Linked DNA regions of Homo sapiens: region 1 is linked to region 2. A link is a loop called in an ENCODE intact Hi-C map of the cell type or tissue named here. Cell type or tissue: heart right ventricle. All regions are shown on one strand. Each heading gives the region's core, and the rest is flanking DNA. Links, peaks and the distances in the headings are about the cores only.

Region 1 (10,040 bases), core at 1-8,000, 140 kb after region 2:
CATGCAGCTCAATTTAATCACTCAATAAATGAGGAAAAAGGGAAGAAATCACTCAGGAAAACTTATCTGAGTTTACCTGCAAGAACCTAGAAACTGGTATAAAAAGAAGTATAAAAAGAACTAAACTGTGTAAGATGTTAAAAGGTTACAATCATGTAAGGGCCCAAAAGAAACTCAATAGCTGAAGGTTAAATTCATATCTGCCTTCCTATGCCTTCTTACCTAATGTTGATTGGCTTTCTCTATAGATGTTCACAGAGCATTATCTGCTTTCTGGCAATAAAGGACTATGATGTCATGTAAGACTTTCTAAGACAAACCCATGCAATACTAGATCAATGTTCTAACAGTGTGTATTAACTATGTATACTCTTACAATTAGCAGTTAGCAGTATGGGTTCGTCCCAGGTTCTTTTTACCCGTAGGAGGGAAGTGCTTCAGAAGCAATACCCCCTGGCCTGATGAGCCAAAAATGAAATTTCTCCTAACAGCAGATATGAATCCTGACCTGATAGATGACACTGAAAATAAAGCTGCAGTATCTCATGAAAAAACTCTCTGTTTGCTAGCCCCCCACTGAGTTAAGCTACTGTGCAAGCAAAGTGATCTCTAACTTGATTAGAAATTTTTTCATTATGTGGACTAATGAGCCATTGGTCCACACCTGGAATCTTTTTTAAATGTATAAAAACATTCAAACCTAACAGCAGGAATTCAGTTAGGTTTTCTTCCCCAAAAACGAGATGTAAAATCATCAGACTACACACAAGATTTTCACAACAATCCAAGCCAGAAATTTATATTATTAAACACAATTCCTGTTCACTGTTTATGATAGTATTATTCATTCACACAGATTACATATGATGTTAGATATGATGCATCTTCAATTCTAAAGCAAAGAGCAATGTCATCTGAAAATAAAATATTAACCCAAAGATTGTAACTGCCAAGTGTGACTTAAATCCAAGTGAACACTATTTACTTTCTGAATACAGAAACTCTTATTTTAAGTATTTCTAAATTTGTTATTTATTTAAATTATATTACATCATATCAATATACTGAACGTAGGGGACTGGAGGGACAAGGAGAACATGATAAAATATAACTTTGGAACAAGCAATTCAAGTAAAATTCTTTCAGCAAAATTAAAACGTTAACATTTTGAAGCTTATTACACAGACAACGGAATAATACACTTCTATTAGTTGACAGTATGCCCCTTCTCCACCTATCATTTTAATAATCGGTATAAGTGAGATCACTTAAAAGTACATATAAAATCAATTTTTTAATTCTTAAACATTTTTTCAAGAATTGGAATTTTTTAAAATCCATTATAATTTATATGCATTTCTCAGAGATTTTATACCCTTCACAAACTTTACAAGATTAATACATTTTCGTGCCAATAACTGCCACTATCAACTAGCTATAAAATTTATACATCTTAGCTCCATATTAACTTCTAGCCTGCTCTAAAAAACACCTGCATGTGTGTTGTTTTCATGTGGAAATAATATTTAAGACTAAGAAAACAATGGATTCCAGAAATCTATATAGTTAATAAATGATGGTTCCAATTATTTCATTAGGCTTCAAAAGTATATTTATTTCTTTAAAAATCAGGTCTGTCTTGAAAAATACACTCATTACTATTCCTAGATTTTAAAAATGTTTAATGCAATAGTGCTTAAGAAAAATTCCACATCTATTTTTAAGTACAAAGAAATAGTTATATTTCTGCAAATTTAACATTACAAAGAATATACATATACACACACATATACAGCTAAAGATATAAACAACATAAAAAGATGAACTATTATTAAAATGTAAGTTTTCATAAAAGACTACATATTTTAACTTAGGAGTTTTAGAATTATGCACACACTTAAGCAAATGTAACTAAAGATGAAAATTTCCACAAAATACTTTCCACTTTACTAAAATAAATGTAGTGAATAAATGTAAAATGTATACCAAAACAGAGCTTTCATTTAGTTCCCTCGGGATTATTTAGAATGGTTATATTTCATAAATGCACGTAAAATATAAATTCACATATCTAGCACTTTCTATATCATATCTGTGTTATCAAAAGAACTCAACCACCTAATAAACAATTCAATATTCAGGAAATAATTTTAACACCTATTTTTAAAATAATAAACAAATATTCTAGGCACTTCCATATTAAGAAGATTGTATAGTTCAAGTTCTCCTGGATTTAAAAAACAAAATGTAAACTGGATCTTACCTTCTGTATTTGGTAAGAAGCTGATTACAATGATAAACCACAGACTTCGCATTCTGCAACCAGAAGACACCATTATTGATCCCTTTAAGTATTTTCTTTGTATTCCTTAATGAATCTAGTTATAAATGCCCAGCTTCATCAAAACCATCAGTCTGCATCATTGATCTTCATATCTGAAAAACAAACAAATCCATCACTTACTCTATGGTCTTTCTACATAACAAAACAATTCTCTCTCTCCGTTCCTCTCTCTCTCTCCTGAATATAAAACATATTTTGATTCTATGTCCACTATGGAAGCTGCTCCTATACACTGGATATCTGAATCTTACATTCTGAAAACAGTCAAAAGCCCAAAAAGGTTGACTGCCTTTTTGACAGTCAAATTGCCAAAATTTGTACATGGCAAAATAATGCCATATACAAAGGGATTCTGAAAATGCCACATTCCTAATCACCAAATCAAACTTATTTCCCTGACTGCTAGGTATTCATAGCCCCTATGGATCCAGTTCTCCAAACTGCAGAGTGTACAAAAACTTCAGGAGTATGACTTAGTATTTCTCGGCTTCTAGGATCACATGAGACCAGGTCATTTGCTGGGTTCTGTCCAAGTGTTTTACTTCTTTCTGAGGTCGTGTGAGGAATCACAGCAAACATTAGCCTTATAATGCACATAAAATGAAGGCATTTCCCAAATATATCCAGCCTCCTCATTTAGCCTCTGAGGGAAAGGAAATCACAAACTTTTCTGTTAAAGGAACATCTTACAGTTTCTTCATGTTCGTTTCCTATTATTTTATTCTACATAATACTCTTACACCAAGTTTTCTCCAGTTATCCTTAACCTGCTGCAACTAAAGAGTTTTACAAAGTGCAGCAGGGAGGGAACTCTTCCCTCCCTTTCTGAGGTTGCATACATAACTCAGTAAAACAAACTCATTACATCATTTCGATGCTGTCACTAAACCATAAAGAAAATTTAGAAAACAAAATTTTCCTGATAACTTTTGAGTTCTTGCACATTATCTGACCTACTGTGCATTTACTACATGCTTCATGTAGCTTATCACACGGGATGCTATTAGCAGTACACTACATTCTACTATCAGTTCATTATAATGTAACCTGATTGGAAAAGCAGGCAGATGTTAAATGGTTTGAAACACTTATTACCTATAAAGGTACTATCTTGCTTTATTAAGAACACAACAAAAATAATGTAAGAAATTAATCTGAAATCATTCAGGCCCACAGTTTCAGAGATGTAAATGCTTCCCTAAGGATCCCTCTATGACCCAGAATTGGCCCAAGTTTTAGCTCTCTCTCTGAAAGCACTGAAGACACAGGGGAGAGGGAGGCATCACCAACATCAGTATTATGCCATTTAAGAACACCTCAGATGCTTATCTGTCCAAAGAAACAAAGGAAAATGCAAACTTCCTCAAAAAGAATGATGTATCCAAAATTAATCTGATGGAGACACATGGCACGCATCCCTGCAAAACTAGCTGGCTGGCTCTGTACATTTTTCACTCTGAGCTCCCATAGACTATTCAAAGGTAACCAAAACCAAAAGTGAACCTGCAGTTTACAACTGCTGTAGCAATGTGCCTGCCTTAAACCTGAAAGTTATTCTACATAAAGCATTTTAAAAAGTCAGATAATCTCATGGCTTGTCACATTTAAAAGGCCATCAATGAACAATTTCTTATATTCTTACAGTCTGTTCGATGATCTGATCAAGCAATCAGAATAATGTAAACGCGTGGATGAAGTGCTGCAAGTAAAATTAAGTCAGCCTTTGGACCACTCTAGATTCCAAGCAAAGAATTTTTACTGTCCAAGTTTTCATTGTTTGATTTGAATGAGCTAGTGCCTACAGGCAGCTTGCCCACATGCTCAACTCTTGCACACGTTTCCACTTTCTTAAAGTGATCCAAGATCAGTCTGTCTTCAGTCATCCACTATTCAAAGAGCCCTTGTTTGTGGGAAGGAGGAGGAAGGAAGAAATCAGGGACTGATGACTGCTTTGTAGGAAACAGCTGCCAAGATAGGAAAACCTCTGTTCGTGAAGGGAAAAAGGAGGAGGAAACCACACAATCAAGACCTCTATTGTGGTCTTTGGCCAGGAAAGAATATCTTATGAAAATTTTTATATACTAAAAATTCAGTGTATTCTGAAGGTTTGAGAATGTGAAACACAATTTTAAAAATACATATCATTCAATTATGAGACCATGTAAGTGGTTGTTTCTGACAAATGGAAACAGGTTCTAGAATGTATAAAATCATGGCTTCTTTTACAAAAATAAAGCTTAAGTCAATCTGCCTGTGTAATGAATAAGTAAAAAAAAAAGTCAAATTTATTTTTATCATTCTACAACCTGTGCCCAATCGCTTTTACATCAAATAAAATTATTTCCAAAACCTCAAGCTTTAAGTGCAATTTGGAAACTAAATCAAAAGATTTTACTGCTGTGACCCAAGTTTTAAACAACCTTCCATTAAACAAATGTTAATGAAAGTTGAAATACCTAACAAACCACAATCAGCTAAGAATAGAACGAATAAATAATCAAATATCATGACACTAATCCCAAGAAGGCATTCCTTCTAAATCATATTGGAGCCAAACCACTGGCATAGATAACAGCTAACATTTGTCCTTCAAATTCTGTAACTGCAAAAAGCTCAATAACAGCATTTCACAAAGCAAAACAAAAACAAATAACAAAACCAGAAAAGGTCTATTAAATTTCCTTTCAACAAACAGAAAAGATTACTTCAAATGATTCCCACATTAATAACTTTCTTTTGATTTTTAGAAAACCTTTTTCCAAGAACATCAAAGAGCTTAGGATGAAGTGGGGGAGGAACTGGGAGGGTAGAGGTGTAGTGCATGGTGAAGCTCCTGGTAATGCTTGCTACGTAATAGTTCATTTCTTAGTAAAACAAGATACAACAGATTTCTACTTAAACTATAAATGACTATGACTTTCAAAAATCCAAACCACTTCTAACGTACAACCTACTCCCACCTCTGCTTTTTCCTTATCCTTCAAATAAGATTCAAACAATTTCATCCTAATCTTGTTCCTATAAACCACAAACCATTGTCTACCAAACCTCTGTCATTTTTTTTGATCTAAGTATCCTATTACCCTGTCATGTAAAAAGTCCGTTAATGCATCATTACTATCAAACCTTCCAAAGCTGAGCAGTAACTTCCAGGAATATGCTTCAGCTGTGTATATCCCAACAGCCCTCAACGTTTTATACACTACGTGCAATGTACAGTCAGCTGCAGTCTTTCAGACAGTAACCTGCTTCCATTTATTAGCTGCATTAAATATCCCGCGCCTAAAACTGTCCGCAAAATTACTTAAAAGGACAACACCGCTAACTAATTTTAAGTCACATATTTACATTACATTACCAGGAAATCACACCTAGCCTTATTATGTGATGAGGCTTATTTAACAAATGTAGAAAAAATAAAATGTTTATTAATAAGCATCACTGAAAGAGAGTATAACACATTTCAAATTAATAAGGGCAAAAGAAAATTAAACTACAATTTTCTAAAACTGGTTAACTAATGTTGATATTCCACCAGGAGCAAAGCCACCATAAGGAGTTCTATCTAAAGCTTTATTTTTGGTTTCTACTCATGGACAGTGAACTACTGCAAACACTGGCTATTAAGCCCAAAACAGTTATAACATGAAGAGAACAGGAAAAGAAAAGAGCCAGCTAAGCATGAGAACTACCAAAGTCACCCATCCTTGTTATTATGCACTAATGCTGTGTAAAATGAAACATTAATGTTTTAGGTAAGCCTAAATTCTATGTACTAAATACATGTCAACTCTAAATGAAAACTGAAGTTAGCTTTACAAAATCAGTCTCAGATCTTATTTGCATCATAAAATTATAATCATTATGAGACAGAATTTACTAACAAGAGCCGCTTTTCTGTATTTTACCAAAACAAACAAACACAAAAAAGGATGACACTAACCCAATTCTGCCTTTTCATTTTCTGTGCAAAGGCTCAGAAAATGAAAAAATAAATTATAGTTTTATTTCACTTTAGCTGAACCTCAATCAGGTTATTCACTTTTCAGAAATATTTTATGTGTAATCTTTACAGACTAGATTTCCCCTTCTTAACATCAGAGAACACATCATTACCCCTGGGAGTTTTCCTTCAGTAAGTCAGCTAAGCAAACCCTTGCTATCCCTAATCAGAAAGGCTTTCTTAGAAGCTTCAGACATTCAGCATTCTTTGAGGTTTGAGTTTATTTTCTTTTCTTCACATGGATAGGGCTGGGGCTGGCAATGCTCACAGAGATTTTAAAACCACGTGGCCAGCCACTAGTCACCACCCTCTTTCTTCATTTTCTTTCTGCAGGCACTGCTATCAAGTCTAGAGGACATTAATTAAACTATTTATACAGAAGTCCCCTTAATATTCATCACTGGTCTTACCCTTTACTAAAATTTCTTCGTTTCGCAGACATAGTAGACACTCAGGAAATATTTCTAGTCATGGTACTTGTAATTCAATTCAAAAAAACTGCCTGAGGACTCTAGACTATTAGAAAGTTCAGGCCGGGCAAGGTGGCTCACTCCTGTAATCCCAGAACTTTGGGAGGCCAAGGCAGGTGGATCACGAGGTCAGGAGTTCGAGACCAGCCTGACCAACATGGTGAAACCCCGTCTCTACTAAAAATACACAAAAAATTAGCTGGACATGGTGGTGCATGCCTGTAATCCCAGCTACACAGGAGGCTAAGGAAGGAGAATTGCTTGAACCCGAGAGGTGGAGGTTGCAGTGAGCCGAGATCGTGCCGCTGCACTCCAGCCTGGGTGACACAGTGAGACTCCATATCAAAAAGAAGAAAAGAAAGTTCGGAGGAAATACAATGTCTTAAAATTGGAGAGGACTGCCATTTAAAAATAACTTTTTATTTACCTCAAATTGGGAAAAAGCTAACTTCTGTGTTGTCTGAAATACTGTAAGATACATATCACTAATCCTTACCAAAAAAGCAAGATCAGTATTATAAAGGTCAGAAATCTGAGGCTCCGAGAGGTAAAATAACTCAACTGAAATTACTCAGCTAATAAGCAGCAGAGCTTAGATCCCAATCAAGGCTATCTACAAAGCCATTCTTTCCACTATTCACCAAATTATTCCTTCAACAAATATTTACTGAGCACCTATTACATATGTTGTGTACTGAGGAAAAAAAGAAACAAAATTTCTCATCCACAGGGAGATTACACTGTACTTTAAAAATAACTCGTCCTAGTAAAAACCTGTAACTGCCTTGCACACAGTTAGGCTCCCAAAAAAATTACAGCTAAACTAGGTAGATAACAGTGTGCTTACTCTTCCATGCAATTTTCCCAACAACCTTAAGAAATATATCCATTTTATCTTAAAAGCAGAAAACTTAACCTACTCAAGGAAAGTAAGCAAGCAGAAGGGCTGAGAAATAAGCCCATGTTCTAAAATCACTACTGTTACTAATTATGTAGACCAGATAACCTTATTTTACTATCTTTTCCTTTAGAATAAAAAAATGAATACAGAACAAAATCATCTTGAGATACAAAAGTGAGGAAACACCAAAAGAATAGCGAGTTGATTTTTAAAATGTTTACATGAGCTAAACATCCCTTAGGTAATAACAGCTAAATATTAACTTAATTTTTACTATTTCCAGTTGAGCTATCCTAATTTACTCATTTATATTACTAAAGTGCCTAAATTATATAACTAATTACACTGATAAATTTTATCAACCAAACTACTAGAGAAGTTGTTCATAGTAAGTCCAAAGAATAAATACATAAATATTTCCTCCAATATAACTAGCAATGTATCTTTAATAGTCATGGAACAAAGGTTTTAATATTAACATCTACAAGATTATGGACTAATCATCATTCGGGTAAGTATAACAGAAAAAACTCAACGTGGCTCACTCATAAGATGCAATCTTATGTTTGGCTCACTGCACTGGATCCTTTGTTCATAAATCACCGTTACTGGCCATTCCCCGAATCAATATTCAAATTCCCTCTTGGTCTATATATACAACCACTAAATGAAATAATAATGACCCAGGATCTGTCATATATTAGATCATCAATATCACCATCAGAGGTTTCTTAGAGGTAATGAGGTAATCTGAGTAAAATACATCAAATGATCTTAAAAATAAATATGAAAAATTGGCCAGGCGCGGTGGCTCACGCCTGTAATCCCAGCACTTTGGGAGGCAGAGGCGGGTGGATCACCTGAGGTCAGGAGTTCGAGACCAGCCTGGCCAATGTGGCGAAACCCCGTCTCTACTAAAATACAAAAATTTGCCAGGCGTGGTGGCGGGCACTTGTAATCCCAGCTACTCAGGAGGCTGAGGCAGGAGAATCGCTTGAACCCGGAAGGTGGAGGTTGCAGTGAGCAGAGATGAGGCCACTGCACTCCAGCCCAGGAGACAGAGCGAGACTCCATCTCAAAAAAATAAAATAAAATATAGATATATGTGAAAAATTAACTATAAAGAATACACAGTAAGAAGCTGAAGTTTTGTGAAGTGCTATAGCACATTGCCTTTGTAATTAAATGATACAATTCATTTGCAAACTATGTCAATATAGTGTTATCTAAACTTACATTTCTTGCCTTTAACATAAAGTAGATCACATTAGCACTATACTTTCATGTATGTCCAGTCAAGTCAATGAATATCCAGTGAGTACTTCCTACACATTTTTAATGGATATCCAGTGCTAAAACGAGTGTTATTCATTAATTTTTTTTACCTTCTGTATTAACTGGTCCTGTGTTAGGTTCTAAAGGCATTATAAAACAGATTAAGATATAGCTGCCACCTTCAAGAAATTAATAATCTTATGAGAATTAAATATGCAAGAAAATGACCAAGATCCAAAATAAGCATTAAATAATAATTACTAAACCTCCCAAAACTTAATGGTAGTAAATGTGATGAGAAGCTAAGAGAAGTAACTAACAGCAGTTTCTGGATCTGTGTTTCCTTGAGACGTGTACCTAGATCAATCAGTCATCTTAATGAAGAGGTCAAGATCCAGATCAAGTGCACACTATAGAATCGTGGCTCAACCTGCCCCTACAAGGACTGCAGTAGCAAGCATCTAGGTCTCAAGTTCAGCAACTATATAAGGGTAGGAAGAGATTATAAATCTATGATTCAATCATTTTCCAATTTTCCCAATGATAAATTTATGGTCCTGATTCTACCTTAAGTAATGTTAAGGAAGCCATCTGGGGGCTTCTGCAATATGTTTAACTAAGGACTTGTCTCTTCTATCAAAATATGTCTCGGCAATTATTCTAATTCATATCTTAAAAAGAAGCAACTGTTTCAGAAAATCTTTGTTTTTGAAATCTACTTATAGATTATTATATTGACAGGAATATTATAATAACCTGAAGCATTTAGCTCACATATTTCACACTCTGCCTTCCTGGGAAAACTACAGATAACGAAAATTCAAAACAACATCAGGGACTTCTTTAAGAAAGAACAAGTTTCTATGCCTTAGCTGGGGTTAGTCCCGATTATGCCAAATGTTCCATACCATTTATATCTGTGTCTACAAGTAAAACTCAAAACAAAAGGATTTTCTTGAGTTGTACAGAAAAGGAATATACCAATTATTTCTAAATAATTAACTTAATTAATAGTACTAAAGATAAAGCTAGAGTCTAAGTGAATGA
Region 2 (8,000 bases), core at 1-8,000:
TAATGATTAAATAAATTAGAAAACCTAAATTAGTTTCTTTAGCTAGATGTACTTCAGGGCCTAAAAACCATCTGATGGAAACACTAAAGTGAATTCCTTAGAAGGAGCATTTACATAATGTACATCATGTAATCTACAAAATTGCTGGGTTTGAAACCATAAGTCTTGGCTGTGAGTCTAGCTCTTGATTTTGACTGATTAAATGAGGATAATAACATCTGTCCAATCTATTCATAAGGCAATTGTGGGGATCAAATGAAGTAACATGATAAACGTTTGTTATATAAAGTAAGATAAAGTTTATATAGGTATGTTTTGCCATTTAACTGTTAAAAGCCATCATCAGTCTTTTTTTTCTATGTCTCTGTATTGTAAGGAAGTAGATACATTCTGACAAAATGCTGTTTTGAGTCTTTCTAAACATTCAGCTATGCAAAGAATCTAGGTGCAAACAAAAGCAAAATGAGGAAGATGGAATCTGACAAGAAGGAAAGTGAGTGGATTCCAAGAGGTCAACATGAGCTTGCTCAGAGGAAAAGGAGCTGTGTTTTGACTGAGAGACAAAGGTTGGTAATTTGCATTTGTTTCTACAGACACCTGGCAGAATGTTGGAAGAAGAGGAGGCAGTTCCATTTTTATGCTCCAAAAATAGAACTAAGCTACATTGTTCCTGAATTTTTTTTTGCCATTTTATTTTTAGATTACTTTTTAAAAGGAAAAAAAAGTCATTTTGTGAGCTGTACGTTACTTAAGAGAATACCAGAAATAGTATATTCAGAAAAAGACCCATTTCACCTATTATAGGTAAGGATGAATTTAATTCCTTGTTGCAGATAATCAGCATAACAGTGTTACAGTAACATGATCATTTTTACTGAGTCACAATATCACATGATCAAATGGTAACACTATTTTATTCATCTTTCACTACTTCTGACTTTATAATTAGGAAAAGTGATATAGGGCAATAAATAAAAATTTCCAAGTCCTTCCTAATGATGAGTTTAGGAGCAGAGCTAAGGAAAGCTTTAATGTAGGCTGTGTATCTATCCAGTCATTTTGTCCACTGTGCCCTATGATTTCTCTTAGATGGAGAATTCCCTCTTAAGGGATAAATGAGGTCAATGGGCAAAATTTTACAAGTGTTGGCAGGTAACATTCTGTCCTTTGATGTTAATTACTTAAGGACAAAAACAGTGCTTTGTTTAAAAAAAATTTAATAATGTCTTAAAATACATCTAGAGAAAAAGTAAATACAATTGTAGAAACATTATCTGGCTTTATTTTCCATAACATTCTAGTTGGTCATAATATAAATAAATGCTTGAATTTTCGGAGATGTTACAATATGATACATTTCATTCAACAAATATTTATTGACCTTGTTCCGTACAAGGATGTGCTTATTGTATTGTGGATGAGGTAAGACACAATTTCTGCCTTTGAGAAATTAGAGGTCCTTTGGTAGTATAGTACATATCTGATTAGGCTTTTAAAGAATCATGGTAAAGTGTACCTCTAATTATTTTTTAAAGGCAAAAATTAAGAGTGTGTTTTTTTTTTAATTTTATGCAACACTAGCTTTAACTAGTAAAATTCAAGAATGGTTAAAAACAAGAACTCTATAAACATCCTAAAAATAAACAGAGAAATAAAAACCCAAGTAAACAAATAAACTGACTATAATAGGTAAGATGGCTGCTTTGCAGATTCACAATTAAAATCCTTTAAATTGTTCTCCCTTTGTTTCTGACTCTTTGTTTTTGAATGGCCTGATAAGAACAATTTACTTTCTTTTATCCCAAACTTCTGAACATAAGGGTTTTTTTTCCTTGCTCTTCTTAAACAATTTCCTGAAGTGTACAGGACCATAATTTGGTGTTCATAATTTTCTAAGCATATTAATTATTCCCTTGGGAACAAAATATTAGTAGTACTAAAACATTCTGGAAAGAAAGAAGTTATTCATTATCCACTACAATGTATAAAATTTATAAGGAAACTAAAAAATGTGAATGTGGAAAAATGTGAACATATAAAGTATTATATTGCAAAAAGAAGAGGAGTAGAAAATGATAAAATCTTAGAAGTGAACTCAGAAGAAATATTTTTCAATGGCAAAAATCAGGGACAACTTTCCAATAAAAGTGACATACTAAAATGAAATCTACCAATATAAAAATACAATCAAGACTTAAGTATGATAAAGTCATTCTTCCTAGTTAATACTAACCAAGGTGAATATGCCATAGAAAACTTATCTCAATTAATCCTTTAAAAACAGACTGTTCAATGCATTTCTCCTCTTTTGCTCCCCTCACTTAACTGAGGTTTTTGACATTACATGTGTTTAATGTATCTTTCTAGTTACACATACAATACATTCACAATACAAGTTCAGAAAATAAAGAAAATTACAGAGGAAAAATACAGCTACAATCCTATATACAGTGGTAGCAGGCAGCACTTGTATACCCGTTTTACAAATAATTGAGATGTGTCCTTCCAAAGATTACTTAGATACTATATTTCAGGGCTGGGATTCAATATACTGTGGTCTGGGCTCTACAGCCCACAGACTTCCCATATAAAATTAACCAATTTATTCTGGGTGAAAAGATTAGAAGTCTCCTAACAAAGATATACTAAGTCTATATTTAAAAGTTTCCATTTCTATAAAAAGTAATCCAACTTAAAAATCACTCAGAGATGAATGAATTGAAGATAAATAAATTAACATATAAAATACTGCCTCAAAGAAATCCTATTTATGTTATTTACATAATAGGTATGCTCATCAAATGACTTCTGCCTGACGGATTTGCCAGAATTAACTAATTCTCCATTTCCTTTGTAAAACACTAGCATCCCACAATCAGCAATTGGCCACGCTTCTACTCCCACTAGTCAAGTCACATGCTTAACAACAGTTAGTTGTATTTTTTCTAAACCTGTTTATGTCATTTATACTTTTACATTGCTAAATATCACATAAGCTCATAAATCCAAGTGCAAATGTAAGAACAAAATTTTTTAAAGCTGTTTCTAACATACTTAAAATGGAATGTTTTAAAAGATTTGAAAGTGAGTTCCTTTAAAGACAACTAAAAGTATTGGAAAAATAATCATAACTTTGAGGGATCTTTGCGCTCAAATTACAAGTGTCTGAATTCTCCAACTTGAAGAAACTGAAAATAAAACTTTTAGCTAATGCACTAATATCTAGATGTAAAGAAATTTATAGTTAAACCCAACACTAACTTAGCCTCTGAAACATGACTTGAAAGCATACAAATAATGAGGCAATGGTATGTGGAAGAGGACAAAATATCATCATTTCAAGACTAATTAATTATGAAATAAAGCATATGACATAAATCGTAAGATGGCAAAATAATACTGAATAAGATTTTTCTTTTTCCCAACTAAAGAAAAAAATTTCACCAATACATATTATTTACTAGTCTTATTAGAGAAATACAAAAATTTTTATATCACTTTGATGCTCAACAATTTATGTTACCACCAACATATATGACAATAAAATATCTTCTGGAATTAAATAGAACATATACTGAAGCACAGATACATTTTTAAAAATGTGGTTTTACAGTTATCTTATTTTCTCCAATGTTAAAAAAATGTAATGCTAAATTTTAGTTTGATAGAATAAATATTGTTGCTGCAATCTTTTTCAGGAGGCAATACATTCTGATAATTATAATTTTGCAGGGGAAAATATTCCAAAAATTTTTTCCCCTTTCTTACTTCTTTCTTGTTTTCTTAAAATACAACCGTGGAAATGAGAACAAGAGGCAGAGGGGCAAATAAACACATCTTTGATAAAAATCTGTAGTCATTTTAAGACAAAAAAGGTAGGTTTCAAATAAACTACTGGCTGCAAGTCTGAGTTCCTTTCTTCTTTGCATTTTTCTCATGACATAAATGGCTCTTTCCATCCATATACTTCTGTGCTTTCCCCTTCTCCCCCGCCCCCACCAATTATAATAAGTGATTTCTTTCTCCTCCTTACTTTTACTTTTGCCCAATTTATTTTTCTGCCTTTGATACGCATTTACAAAATAAATCACAACCATCCAACATGGTATTTCCCCTATTTCTCAATGGAAGGCAGGCAAAGAGGCAGGGAGAGAACAATGTCTCTACCATCCAATTGCTGCTCTTCTCCCTTGAATTCCAATGCAGCCACTCTTTGACCCTCTTGCTCTTTGTTTTTTCTTTTCAGTGTAAATACTACGAAGTTTAAACATAATATTTTGGCATAGGTTGAAAGGCTGCATGCATCAGTGAGAAAGGAAAAAGGTGGAGTTACAGCTGCGCACACAAACATTTGTCTAAACTTGGTAAGTACATGCAGTTACTCAATTATCCACACAGAAGCCACTACTAGTAAGTATAGGCTATTAGGATTGTGGTACATACATATGACAACCCACCAGGCTAAATGTCCATGCTAATAATTAATTCTGGGGATGAAACAACTCATTCAAGAATCAGATTTTAGCTTAGCTCTGGGCGTGTGTGTGTCTGTGTGCAGGTGTGTGTGTACAGGTAAATAGATGGCTATCTTTTAAGATAAGTCTGTTGAGTGAGAACAAATCAAGAAAAAAAAAATCCTTATTCAGCCAAAAAGAGTAAGTCATCAAACTGGGACATTTTTTTTTCTCTCCCACTGACAAAGATCATTCTTTTACCTATCCCCAAACAATAATTTCATAAATTATTATTTATAATAACCCACCAATATAATTTGCTGATAAAATTCAAACTGCTTAATGATATGACACAGCTAAACATCACCCATATTGATGAACATAAAAATACAAAGAAATTTTAAGAAAGAAAAAGGTACCACAGATTATAGGAGTGCACAGTTTGTTTTATGGTCATCAACCTGCTCAATTGAATCACATCCGTCTGAGCTTAGCAGCTTAAAATTCATTCCACAGCTTGCAGTGCTGACATGGATATGATAAGACAGAAGAACAGAAACATCACTCTGAAGTAACCTAGCTGAACTGTGCACGTTCTGACCCTTTTTGTCCTCCCTGGAGCTTTTGCTACCTGGCAAATGCAACTCTAAAGCTATACTTGTATCTCCAGATCTTTGCTGTTAGCCAAGCAGAAACCTATTTCTCCCTGGGACTAGCAGCCAGAGAGGTGTTCTCTGAAGAAGACTTCTAAATGAGTGTGTGAGCTGAACTCTTACTGAACTGAATTAATTATTAACGATGCAGATGGAGCTGTCCAAATGATAAGAACAGCTCCTGACGTGTCATGATCCAAGCTTTCATTAAACCATTTCAGGCATACTAATGGTTTCCCACTGCTCATTACTTACCAGCACTTTTCTCATAGATATAATAACTCTAGTGCCTGTAGGCAAGACATCCTATAGAAATGCAGAAGTAGGAAGTTTTATCTTCCTTAGCATATTATTTTTCTTCATAGATTATTATTTAGAATGTACACCTATTTAATACAACTAAGTGAAACAGTTTCAATTCAGAAAAACTGAAAATGCAAAGCTATACTTTCCTAGGAATAGCAATAGGTAATTGTTGTTATGGGAATATTCCTTAAAAGGATAGTATACAATACAATCTATATTATTAAGATTTGTGCCTGAATTGAGTTTACATGTCTTATCATCACCAGAGGGAAGATATATATATATATTTTTTCCCCACACACACTGTATCATCATATCATATCTCAATTTAAGTTAGATATTCTTTTGCAAGACGCTGTTTTGTACTCCTATACCACTCTTAATTTCTCTCTGTTGGGAAAATTAGAAAGCAAAGCAATCGCAGGAGAATTCCAACAAGATCTGTACTGGGATTGCTACCTACTGGGGTTTGTGTTTGAGAATGCTGTTGAAAAAGCCATTCACATCTCAACCTGAAGGATTTGGTAGAGGACAATAATGACAAGACTTATAAAGTAATAGTGTGCTCTACTATAAATGAACAACATAATAAAATGTCCTTTACCCTTTTTTCTTACTAAAAGCTGAGTATGTTGAAAATTAACTTCTTTTGCTAATTGAAATGTTTTTTAATGATCTAAAGTCAGTACTTATCTTCACAGATATCAAATAAATAAAACTACAGTATAAAAGGAGTAAACACATGATAGCCTCATTGGCCAAATATCCCTAAAGCAGTCTTTACATTTTTGCAACTTATGTGTTTGACGAAGGTCTTAGAGGAAAATGGAAGGTTATGTCTTCAAGGATCATGCCTCTTCATGTCAGCCATTGAACTCTAGACAGGCTTAGGCTGTGTTAACATATGAACACCAAGAACAAAAACTTGGGCAATCATCAGATTTAATAATTCTGATGAGAAATCAGTTTTCCCAGGAATACTTGAGAATGTTTTACTGGTTTAATTCATACAGGCATTCATCTCAAATTTTCATTTCACTTTGTATAAGTAATTGTGTAAAATAATTAATTTTAATGACAAACAAATATACACTTGAAGTGGTTTTAAGTTTCCTTCAAGTACTAGAAGTTTTTCTCAATTTCATGAAACACTGCTTAACCATGAAAAGATCCAAACGAGCTCATTTGTGTTACGTTTTTGAAAAAAAAGTAAGAAAAACTTCTTAAAATAGGAAGTATTTATGTTTCCTTTTCAGAGTTAATAACACCATTTCTCACCATAGTGCTACAACTGAGCAAGTTTTTTTTTTTTTTTTAAGACAGGGTCTCGCTCTGTTGCCCAGGCTGGGGTGCAGTGGTGCAATCATAGCTCACCGCAGCCTTGTGCTCCTGGGCACAAGAGATCCTTCTGCCTCTGCCTCCTGAGTATCTGGGACTACAGGAATGTGCCTCAACACCGAACTAATTTAAAAATATTATTGTAGAGGGGAGGTCTTGCTATGAAGTCCAGGCTAGCCTCTAACTCCTTGCCTCAAGTGATCCTCCTGCCTCAGCCTCCCAAAATACTGGGATTATAGGTGTGAGCCACCATGTCCAGGCCTGAGTGAAAGTTTTAAATACCAAAGTCTAGATACTGTAGCTACACTCCTTTATTTCAACTATATCTCAAATGTGACTAAGGGTAATATAAGATGTTTAAAAATATCTTAATGTCGTTATCCTTGACTTGCATCAAATTCATTTAAAAATAGCATTTCTTAAACTAGTATATTCATTTGGTATCTTCAGTCTTATAGAAGTAATTTTATTTCTAATAAATTTTAAGTTGATTTAATAGTCATTCGTTAATGCAAGCTTAAACAACTTTTTATATACTAAAAAGCATTGAGGATGTGGATATTCATTTAAAATTCACTTAAAATTAATTCATTAGAATTACATAGTAATTCATTAAATTACTATGTGGAAACTAAGATAATAAAAATTAAGGTAATATTCTTTCACTTTTCTGACATATTCATTTAATTTATAACATGGCCTATATGTAAGCATGTTTTTTAGATTATGATGTGATATGTCAGCTTATTAAATTAGAAATGAGAAAAAGTACTTTTTAGAGTAAAGATTTTCAGAAATATTAATTAGCAAGTTTATAAAAAATATTTAAAATATACTATTATCCTGTGAGACAGGCATATTTATAAATCTTTGTATAGATAGATAAACAAACAATAAAACAAATTATCCTTGTTTGAATAGCACTGCTAAAGCAGCAAGCTAAAAAGCAAGGGAAAACAGAACCTGCTTACCAGAATAATGAAGGTAACAGGTCCAATGAAGCTCCATATAAAGTAGTTATCAACATGAAGCCAGCAACTATTATGAAAAGAGAAGAATATGCATTAGTAGTTTCTATGGAACCTCAACATCACAAGGAAAATAGGATTTTAAAAACCTAACAGACAAAACTATCTTTACATTTGCCTTTGAAGATTCATTTATCATGTGCAAGACCTCTAATAATTCTGAGTTGGCTTTGACTTAACAAAGGAAAATAATTTATTTACTTCAAACTGCTGGTTTTATA

Evidence for each region. Peaks named below come from ENCODE experiments on the same cell type or tissue, not always from the same donor. Only the 100,000 strongest peaks of a DNase experiment are listed, where the experiment ranks them.
Region 1: it touches region 2 in a loop (2.0-fold over the local background); 1 of 110 quality-filtered maps calls a loop at or near these places.

Annotation. Positions count from the first base shown.
Region 1 is chr1:81,829,281-81,839,320 of GRCh38, reverse strand. It overlaps ADGRL2 (adhesion G protein-coupled receptor L2), which reads right to left. Exons shown (of 24, transcript NM_001366006.2): 2 at 2,264-2,436. The coding sequence starts at 2,336. Among named protein-coding and RNA genes, the nearest start is that of ADGRL2, 33 kb to the right of the region's middle. In heart right ventricle, for the core only: no CTCF peak of the experiment used is centred there; a DNase peak (open chromatin) is centred at 4,164; H3K4me3 peaks cover 839 bases; H3K27ac peaks cover 2,031 bases.
Region 2 is chr1:81,971,641-81,979,640 of GRCh38, reverse strand. ADGRL2 (adhesion G protein-coupled receptor L2) reads right to left here. Exons shown (of 24, transcript NM_001366006.2): 17 at 7,723-7,789. Among named protein-coding and RNA genes, the nearest start is that of ADGRL2, 170 kb to the right of the region's middle. In heart right ventricle, for the core only: no CTCF peak of the experiment used is centred there; no DNase peak of the experiment used is centred there.